2 separate regions of the Homo sapiens genome follow, and region 1 is linked to region 2. A link is a loop called in an ENCODE intact Hi-C map of the cell type or tissue named here. Cell type or tissue: psoas muscle. All regions are shown on one strand. Each heading gives the region's core, and the rest is flanking DNA. Links, peaks and the distances in the headings are about the cores only.

Region 1 (5,382 bases), core at 75-5,074, 150 kb after region 2:
GGGTCTGCGACGGCAGCAAACAGCAGTGGTGGACAATGAGTGAAAGCTCAGCTCGAGCAGTAACAAACAGACCAGAAGAGAGTGCAGTTGTAAGATTTAATAGAGTAGAAACAGAGCTCCCATACAAAGGTAGGGGACCCAAAGAGGGTAGCCATTGCCGGCTTGAATGCCTGGGTTTATATCCCAATTATTGTCCCTCCCACTGCGCTCTCAGGCAATAGATGATTGGCTATTTCTTTACCTCCTGTTTTTGCCTAATTAGCATTTTAGTGAGCTCTCTTTACTACCTGATTCGTCGGGTGTGAGTTTAGTTGCAAGCCTGATGTTTAAAGGTGGATGCGGTCACCTTCCCAGCTAGGCTTAGGGATTCTTAGTCAGCCTAGGAAATTCAGCTAGTCCTGTCAGTATGACAAGGACATGTCAAGGGCGGGCTAGAATCAAGGTCTCCAGTTTCCCAAACTAGTGTTCTTTTCCTACTATTTTATTGCCAGTGCTCAAGTGATCATCCCACCTCAGCCTCTGAGTAGCTGGGACTACTACACTCTGGTAGGTGGTGTGCACCCCTACACCTGGCTAATTTTTGTTTTTTGTATAGATGGGGTCTCTCTATGTTGCCCAGGCTGTTCTCTAACTCCTGGGCTCAGGCAATTCTCCTGCCTGGGCCTCCCAAGGTGCTGGGTTTACAGGCATGAGCCACTGTGCCCACCCAATAGTAGTATTTTTAAGAAGTATATTGTTTCCTTTATCAAGAAACATGTAAACAGTGGTGACCTGTGTTTTTATTTGACCATAGTTTCCACTAAAATGATTAGTTGTGGTATATGTATGGTCAGAATTGTTTGAGTGATTGTTTCTGGGAATTGTGTGTGTTAAAGTGAACTAAAGATAGCTTGATAATGACTCCCTATTTCTATATTTGAGTCCTTGTGGATGAACTGCAACCTAATTTAATAGGTAGACAAGATTGAAAACCTAAGTTTAACTAACAGGAGTATGCGCCTGTAACAATAGCTGAGTCTTGGCCAATCCCAGCAGCCATACTTCAACCATTCATACACTGCTGAGTGTTCAAACTGTTCAAATAAGGCAAATGCTAACCTGTAACCAATCCAGCTGTTTCTATACCTCCCTTCCTATTTCTGTACTGCACTTTACTTTTTTTGTCTATAAATTTGTTCTGACCATGAGGCATGCCTGGAGTCTCTCTGAATCTGCTGTGATTCTGGGGGCTGCCTGATTCGTGAATCATTCATTGCTCAATTAAACTCCTTTAAATGTAATTCAGCTGAATTTTTTCTTTTAACATGTGTATTCCATAAAGAAATGAAAAGAAGGCAAAACTATCATCATTTTGACATTTCTGAAGTTTTCTTAGCAATGGACTCATAAAATACAATATAGCCATTTTTAAGGGAAATTTGGAAAAATTTATATTTAGGAGAATTTAAAATTTTTCCTTACCATTTTAGGGAGGTTTGAATTTTTCCCCTGAAGTTTTGGTAATCTGAATCTATAAAACAAACATAATACATAGATTAACAAGGGAAAAGGATGTACAAATTTTATTGTGTGCATACGTGTGCACAGGAGTCATGACTATAAAAAAAACGCAAAGGCAAGATGGTTAACGCTTTTGTATCATCTTGATGTTACAGAGAGAATGGGGGGCTCAGATTGTGGCAAAGCAGGATATTGTGGAAAGACAGTTATGAGTGGGGGAGAAGAGGAGAAACCTGGGCAAAGGCAGTCTTGTTATGCAGATGAAACCTCACAGGTGGTAGCCCCACAGGGCCTCTGGTAAATGTTTCTGTCAGACCTTTAAAGTTTTAGAGCTGAGTTGATCTTTCCTAGATCCAGACAAGGGCGGGATTCAGAGAAAGCCTGTTTATATCTGTTGTTTACTTCACTTTATTTCCTCTGCAGATGCAAATCATCCTCACAAAAGACAGCTTTGCTGGCCGTTTGTAAGATGTTCAAAATACTTAATAAGTTTTGTGCCACCCTCTGGCTTGTTTTTTCATTCTTTTAAGAGTGTGTTTTGAAGAGGAGACATTTTTTATTCTGGAGAGGGCCCATTTAACAAATTATTCTTTCTAGATCATGGTTTTGTTGTTGTAGATAAGATGTCTTTGCCTAGCTGAGGGTTCTTCTTCTAGAAGTTGTATAATTCTTGATTTTATATTTGAATTTATGTTCTATTTCTTGTTAATTTTAGGGATAGTCAGTTTTTCCAACATTGTTTGTTGAAAAGACTGTCTTTTCTCTATTCAGTTTCCTTTCTACTATCTTGAAAATCAGTTGGTCATATATGTACGTGGGTCTGTTTCTGGTCTTTATTCCATTGATCTGTGTGTCCTTTCACCAGTACTACACTACCTTGATCACTACCTTGTGATAAGTCTTGAAATCACATAGTGAGAATTCTCCAACCTCATTTTTCATTTTCATAACTCTTTTGGCTGTTGTAATTTCTTTGCTTTTTCTTATACAAAGTAATTAATCATTGCTAGAAACATAAAAATACAGTTTATGTTTGTTTACTGACCCCATATATTGTGATTTTATTAAACTCACTGTTTATGTCCAGTTCATTTTAAAAAATAGATTCATTGGTGTTTTCTATATAGACAGTGATTTTTTCTTCTAAATAAAGACACTTATTTCTTCTTTTCAATCTCTATGACCTTTCTTTTTTTTTTTTTTTTTTTTTTGGCTGCCATTGCACTGCCTAGGACCTCCAATATCATGCTGAAAAGGAGTGTTGAGAGCAGATATTCTTGCCCTGTTTCTGATCTTACAGGGAAGGTATTCAGTCTTTCATCATTAAGTAGGAAATTAGCTGTAGTTTCTTTGTAGTTATCTGTTTTTAGGTTGAGAGTGTTTCCTTCAGTTCATAGTTTACTGAGAGTTGTTATAAACGGATGTTATATTTTTGTAAAGCTTTTTTCACATCTAATAACATCATCATATGGTTTTTCTTAGAACATTGCTTTAGTGAATTTTTTTTATTGGCTTTGAATATACTGAATTAGCCTTGTATTCCCAGGATAAATCCATTGCTGCATATATATATATATAGAGAGAGAGAGAGAGAGTGCATGCAAGAGAATGAGCATGCGAGAGAGTGAGCAAGCGTGTGTGCAAGATGTTTATATATTGCTGGATTTGATTTGCTAACATTTTGTCATGGATTTTTACATCTTTGTTCATTAGAAATACTCATCTGTCATTTTCTTGTTTGCTTTTTTTTTGTCTTGATATTAGAGCCTTATCAAATGAGTTGAAAAATATTTCTTCCTATTTGTTTTTCTGGAAGGATTTGTATATGATCAGTATTATTTCTTAAATATTTGATAGAATTTACCAGTAAAGCCATTTGGGCCTGGAGTTTTCCTTAAAAAAAAAAAAAAATTAGGAGAGTTTTTTTAGAGTTATGATTAAATTTTTCTTTAATGGATAGAGGAGTATATTTATTTCTTCTTCAGTGAGTTTTGATATTCTTTCTTTGCAAAACTTTGGCTATTTCTACAGAGTTGTTGGGCTTATATGCATAGAGTTAAATCTAAAATTTTCCCATTATTCTTTGTTTTTTGAGACAGAGTCTTGCTTTGTCATTTGTTAGAAATAAATTTTCGGTGCCACCAAAGAAATAGCACTCAAACATAAATTTTCTCAGCAAGGCAATTTTACTTCTATAGAAGGGTGTGTCTCGCGGATGGAGCAATGGCAAGAGTACACCTGAACAAAGGAGGGGAAGGGGTTCTTATCCCTGACGCAGGTAGCCTCTACTGCTGTGTCGTTCCCCTATTGGCTAGGGTTGGACCACACAATCTAAGCTAATTCCAACTGGCTATTTTAAACAGAGCAGGGATATGAGCCAGAGTGGCGGGGTGAGCAGTTTCGGCAGGAAAGACGGTTATGGAATAGGTGACTAAAGGTGACTCAGGTCAGAGTAGGTGACCAGGGGTGACTCAGGACGGAGCAGGTGACCAGGGGAACAGATGTGAACTACTGATTAGAACTGGCGGGAAGGTTGTTTACTGAAACTAGGGGCAAAGAGATGAAGAGAACAAGGAAGTTAAACTTGAAAATGGAGAACAAAGAACTGAACATACTGACATACTGATTCTTTGAAGAGAAACTTAGAACTCGCTGTGTTTAACACCCAGGCTGGAGTGCAGTGGCGCAATCTTGGCTCACTGCAACCTCTGTCTCCCAGGTTCAAGTGATTCTCCTGTCTCAGCCTCCCAAGTAGCTGGGATTACACCACCATGCCCAGCTAATTTTTTGTATTTTTAGTAGAGATGTGGTTTCACTATGTTGGCTGGGCTGGTCTCAATCTCCTGGCCTCAAGTGATCCACCTGCCTCAGCCTCCCAAAGTGCTGGGAGTACCAGCATGAGCCACTGCACCCAGCCTCTTATTATTCTTTCAATGTCTGTTAGATCTATAGTGCTGTACCATCTTTTATTCCTGATGTTTCAGTGTATGTATTTATGAATTATATTGATCTTTTCAAAGAGCCTGCGTTTGGCTGCATTGATTTTATTTTTCTGTTTTCAGTATCATTGATTCTGTTCTTATTACAGCACCCCTTTGTTTGCTTTGAGTTTAATTTACTGTTCTATTTTCTAAAGGTAAAAGTTTAGATAACTTTTTTGTTTAATATAATTTGTAATCATGTATTAAAATAAATTTCTCAAGGACTTCTTTAGCTCCGTTTTGTAAATTTTGATGCATTTTCATTGTCATTCAATCAAAATATTTTCTTTTTGTGTGTGTGAATTCCTCTTTGATCTGTGGGTTATTTAGAAGTGTTTTATTTTCTAAATATTTGAGCATTTTCTAGATATTTTCTGTTATTGATTTTTTGTTAATTTCACTGTGGCAAGATGATATATACTTTATATAAATTTCAGGGTTTTTTCTTTTTTTTTTCATACAAAGTTTCACTCTTGTCGCCCAGGCTGGAGTGCAATGGCACAATCTCAGCTCACTGCAACCTCCGCCTCTTGGGTTCAAGCAATTCTCCTGCCTCAGCCTCTCAAGTAGCTGAGATTGCAGATGTGCTCCCCCATGCCCAGCTAATTTTTTTTGTATTATTAGTAGGGACGGGGTTTCACCATGTTGGCCAGGCTAGTCTCAAACTCCTGACCTCAGGTGATCCACCCACCTCGCCCTCCCAAAGTGCTGGGATTATAGGCGTGAGCCACGGCACCCGGCCAGTTTTTTCTTTTTTAAAATATGTTGAGGTTGGTTTCATGGCCCAGAATATGGTCTGTCTTAGAGAATGTTCCATGTATACTTGAAGACAATGTATTGCTCTTGTATAGAGTGTTCTAAAATTGTCATTTTGGCTGATAACGTTCATACAGAATAAGTA
Region 2 (5,382 bases), core at 135-5,134:
CCATACATATATGGTTATCTGCTCTACAATATTTTCATCTGCAAACTGAGTGCAGGATGGTGTCATGGTTTTTGGTATAATTAACAGGAAAAAAAAATAAAATGTGCAAAACTAGCTCAAGTGTGATTGTCTTTATCTGGGAACAAAAGAGACTGTCTGTGATTCTTTGCAACCTACTTTGGTTTAAATTAAGAACATTTGGCCAGGCGCAGTGGCTCACACCTGTAATCCCAGCACTTTGGGAGGCCAAGGCTGGTAGATCACCTGAGATCAGGAGTTCGAGACCAGCCTGGCCAACATGGTGAAACCCCATCTCTACTAAAAATACAAAAATTACCTGGGTATGGTGGCAGGTGCCTGTAATCCCAGCTACTAGCAGGGGCCGATGCAGGAGAATTGCTTGAACCCAGGAGGCGGAGGTTGCAGTGAGCCAAGATCATAGCACTGCACTCCAGCCAGGGCAACAGAATGAGACTCCGTCTCAAAATAAAATAAAACAAAATAAAATAAAATAAATTAAGAACATTTGTGGTAAATCACCTACATTTAAGTGTAGAGGTTGAATGCTAATATTTTTCACTTCTCTCCTTGGCAATGATTTTAAAAGCTAACTCCCCACATTAGTGAGGACACTAGGAAATTTGCCCTCTAATATGCCATTGGTAGGAATGTAAGTTGGCATAACGCTGGTAAGCAATTTGGCAGTGAATACCAAGTAGAAAATAGTCATGACCTTTGACTCAACAATTTTGCTTTTAAGAACTTGCATACAGCTGGGAACGGTGGCTCATTCTCATAATCCCAGTACTTTGGGAGGCTGAGGTGGGAAGACTGCTTGGGGCCAGGAGTTCGACACCAGCTGGAGCAACATGTTGAAATCCTGTCTCTACAAAAATAAAAACTGAAAAAAGTATCTGGGCATAGTGGCTTATGCCTGTAGTCTCAGCTACTTGAGAGGCTGAGGCAGAGGATTGCTTGAGTCCACGAAGTCGAGGATGCAGTGAGCTATGATCATGCCACTGCACTCCAGCCTGGGCAATATAGCAAGACCCTCTTTGGGAAAAAAAAAGGATTTGCTTATGAAAACAATCAGAGTTAGGGAAAAGAATTTTGATCACGGCATTATTTATAATTACAAAAAAACCTGAAGAACATTTAAGTACCCAACAAGAGGGAACTGGTTAACTACATTATGGTAAAAGCATAGGATGGAATAGTATAGGCTGCTGAAAATATTGTAAAATAAGATTTAATGGTATGAGAAGATGTTTATTATGTATTTTAAGAAAAAAGAATATCTACACATACACACACAAAAAAACACATAGGATCCATACAAATATCTTTTTTTTTTTTTTTTTTTTTTTTTGAGACGTAGTTTCTCTCTTGCCCAGGCTGGAGTGCAATGGCATGATCTTGGCTCACTCCAGCCTCTGCCTCCCGGGTTCACACAATTCTCCTGCCTCAGCCTCCCGATTAGTTGGGACTACAGGCGCCCGCCAACACGCCCGGCTAATTTTTTGTATTTTTAGTAGAGACGGGGTTTCACTGTGTTAGCCAGGGTAATCTCAATCTCCTGACCTCGTGATCCACCCGTCTTGGCCTGCCAAAGTGCTGGGATTACAGGCGTGAGCCACCACACCTGGCCAATTTTTTTTATTTTTAGTAGAGACAAGGTTTCACCATGTCGGCCAGGCTGGTCTCAAACTCCTGACCTCAGGTGATCCACCCGCCTCAGCCTCCCAAATTGCTGGGATTACAGGCATGAGCCACTGTGCCCAGCCACAAATATCATTTTTAAAGCTGTAAAGAGTATATAACAAAAATGCCACAACGATTCTCCCTGAATGGTAATATGATGAAGAGTATTTATTTCCTTCTCTGTATTTTTCTGTACTTTCTAAATATTCTACAATAAATATGTACTATTTTTGTAATTAAGAAAAAGTTATTTCTTTTTTTTTTAAGCCAGACTCTTCTCAGTTGATTGTCCAAATGGGATAAGGGCGTATATTTAAGAGAAAATACGCATCAGTGCTGCAATGTGTTCAGAGCACGCTTACTATTGCAGTTGTGCGCAAACCATTTGTCAAGCCTCAAGCACACCCTTGGCTCTGGAGCTCAGCACAGTTTCCTTTCTGTGAGTAACATTCTATCCAAAAAGGAGCGCCTCAGCAGGCTGTTCCTGAGCCACTAAACCTTCCAACACCCTGTGAGCATAGCAGAAAGGCCAATTCCCCACTGAACCGGCAGATGGTGAAACATCCCCTTGGCTCTTGTACATCCAGACATATTGGTGCAGACACAGCTGCAAAAAGGCAAGCAAGTTCTCCAAGGCCAGGCAAAATTAGTCCTTTCTCAAGGGAGTGCTCTGCTATGCCAGCTGGCATTTCCTGCCATGCTCCCAGCCTGTTTTGAGGGTGGATAATGGACAAAAATGGAGAGGGCTTAAACTGAAGGACTGAGTATCTCAACCAGTGCAGAGCTGGGCTTTGAACACCGTGAATACACTGTCAGGAAGTAACAGTCTTTCAGGAAGCAAAGAATTCCATATGACAGCAAAGTAGAAAGAGGCCTGGACTGTGAATTAGGAGCCCTGGGTGCTTGTTACATCTCACAGTCTCCCCTCTTTTCAGTTCCTTCTTCTATAAAATATTGGGGGTGGGCTAGGGAGTCAATAGATGAAATGAGCTATAAAAGTTGCTTCCAGCCTTCAAGACCTTATACTGATTAATAATGAAGTCATGCAATATAGATTTCAGTCAATAAAAATTTACTCAATACCTAGTATGTCTGGCAAGAAGGAGCCAGATAAATAAAACACTGTGGCCACCCACAGGACTCACTGTCCAAAGCATTGGAAAATTTCTTGGTTTCAATATGTATAATTATCCACTATACTATTTATTTAAGATAATGTTTTCCTCAAGATTGAATTTTCTCTGTTGCCAATAAAGTTAATTCCATTTTCGATGAACAATGTGTGTGCTGTATACTGGGAGACAGTATAGGTTTAGGTTAAAAGCATGAATTATAGACTCAGAAAGTCCCAGTTAAATCTGAGCTCCACCATTTCTTAACTGAGTGATCTTCAAAAAATTACTTAAATTCTCTCAGCTTCAGTTTCCTCATCTGTAAAATGGGAATAATAATGGTACTTACTTCTTGGGACTATTGTAGGAAATGAATGACCTGAGTCATTTACATTAAATGAAGTCTCAGTAAATCCCTATTATCTGTTGTTAATATAGGAAGTTTAAAATAATTTTAATATCAGTTTTTAAAAAGCACAAAATCTTGGAATGTTAGATTAAACAAGGGACCTTAGAAATAATCAGTTCCATTTCAATCCTTTGATCCTCCCATTTTACATAGGGAAGCCATGGACTGAAAGAGGCTGAGTAAGGCCCCAGGGACCCTTTCGAGCTTTTTTTTTTTTTTGGTATATTCTGTTAATTAGGAAATATATTGTGCTTTTCTGAGAAACTGAAAGTATACATGCTTGTACATACTTGCAAGTCATATAGAAATTATTTCAATCATTACTATTATTTTGAATTTTCTATCTGCTGCTTACTGAGATTTAACCGCCATTTCAAAGTTTTTCCAAGAATCTGGCATTTTGGCTAAATAGCCCAGTTGACCCTTGCCCCAGCTTCCCAAAATCCATTGTGATTGATCCAAATGGGCTCAGAATTTCCCTCCTTGTGCATAGATGCCACTTATCTGTTTTTCCATCTTGGTTTTTTTTTCTAGCTACTTTTGGCTATCAGAAAAAAATAATTTAAAGTTTGTACAAGCCAAGTTTGTTTCACTGCCTCCAATCAGACAAAGATACCTTTCCAGAAATCAAGACTGTGGATATACACCCGTGTCTGGAGGACAAGAAGAAGATAGAAGAAAATGGAACTCACAGGGATTAGAGAGAAAGGGAACTGACACTTATCCTGTGCTTTCTGTGTTCCCAAGGATTCACTTGGTCCTCACAACAACCCAGTGAATTAGTCATGACTCTCCCCGCTTCAGGTGAAAAAGCTGAGAGTCAGAGAGCAACTTGCATGATGCAGCATAGCCAGGAAATGGAGTGGGAACTTGAACCCAGGCCAGCCTATTTCCAAACTCTTTCCGGTAAGTGGGCCACACTCCTCCCATGGTCTTAATGTGATTCAATTGACAGAACGGCTTGGTGGAAAAAATGTAAAAATGAAAACAAATGGTTCCTATAAGATGGTGTAGTCACATATTTGGAGAAGAGAGATCCATTATGCAATTCACTAAAATGTGTTGAATGTCTACTAAGTGTTACCAAAGCACTGAATTTCACTCATTAAAGACTCATCCCAAGTATCGTAAGTCACGTTTCAGTCCTCCCTAATACGGTTTTCTTGTATTATGTATTATGACTCTTGAATGGTCAGAAATGAGAGTAAACTTAACAGATGAAGATGGAGACAGGATTATTATATACATGTTGTTTCTGTAAGAACTTTTCTCTAAATCTAATGTCTTTGTAATTGATCGATTCACTGTCCATGGCCTTTTTGAGAGTAAAGGTTTTGTGTTCTCTTTCACCTCCCTACCCTGGCTTTTTTTCAAAGCATTTTTCCAGCCCCACTTACAGTTTAGAACAGATGTAGATGCTGGCCTGCTCCCAGAATCTTGCTGCAAAATCATAACTTCACCATTCCCCATGGACTGAGTAGTGCCGAGGTAGAAAATGACTTCAATCCACAGCAGAATCTGTGTTGCTGCCAATCCAATTTAAGCCCAAAGGAGTCACTCCTATTTGTAGCAAGTTTTTTTCATTTCCAGTTTATGCCGAGAATATATAGCACATCATATTTTGATGATTTATAGAGTATATCTGAAGGCCTCTTTCTCCCCAACTGCCCCGACACTTTCATTTGTCAATTTTGCAGACTTGAAGTGCAGCAAAGGAGTAAAGTTTTCAGAAAATCTGAAGAAAACAATAGATCAAGAATATCAGCCAGGCATGGTGGCTCACGCCTGAAATCTCAGCACTTTGGGAGGCCAAGGTGGGTGGATCATGAGGTCAGGAATTCAAGAGCAGCCTGGCCAACATGGTGAAACCCCGTCTCTAGTAAAAATACAAAAATTTGCTGGGTGTGGTGGCGGGTGCCTGTAATCCCAGCTACTCAGGAGGCTGAGGCAGAGAATTGCTTGAACCTGGGAGGTAGAGGTTGCAGATCGTGACACTGCACTCTAGCCTGGGAGACACAGCAAGACTCCATCTCAAAAAAAAAAAAAAATATATATATATATATATATATATATATATATATATATATCCAGGCACAGTGGCTCATGCCTGTAATCCCAGCACTTTGGGAGGCCAAGGTGTGCAGATCACTTGAGGCCAGG

The links. A loop is a pair of places that touch in the nucleus more often than their neighbours do. Peaks named below come from ENCODE experiments on the same cell type or tissue, not always from the same donor. Only the 100,000 strongest peaks of a DNase experiment are listed, where the experiment ranks them.
Region 1: it touches region 2 in a loop (2.4-fold over the local background); 25 of 110 quality-filtered maps call a loop at or near these places.

What each region holds. Positions count from the first base shown.
Region 1 is chr9:71,965,025-71,970,406 of GRCh38, forward strand. The region is part of intron 2 of C9orf85 (chromosome 9 open reading frame 85); the gene reads left to right. Among named protein-coding and RNA genes, the nearest start is that of C9orf85, 56 kb to the left of the region's middle. RefSeq lists an enhancer at 1-231. In psoas muscle, for the core only: no CTCF peak of the experiment used is centred there; no DNase peak of the experiment used is centred there.
Region 2 is chr9:71,810,336-71,815,717 of GRCh38, forward strand. No RefSeq gene overlaps it. Among named protein-coding and RNA genes, the nearest start is that of CEMIP2, 45 kb to the left of the region's middle. In psoas muscle, for the core only: no CTCF peak of the experiment used is centred there; a DNase peak (open chromatin) is centred at 2,316.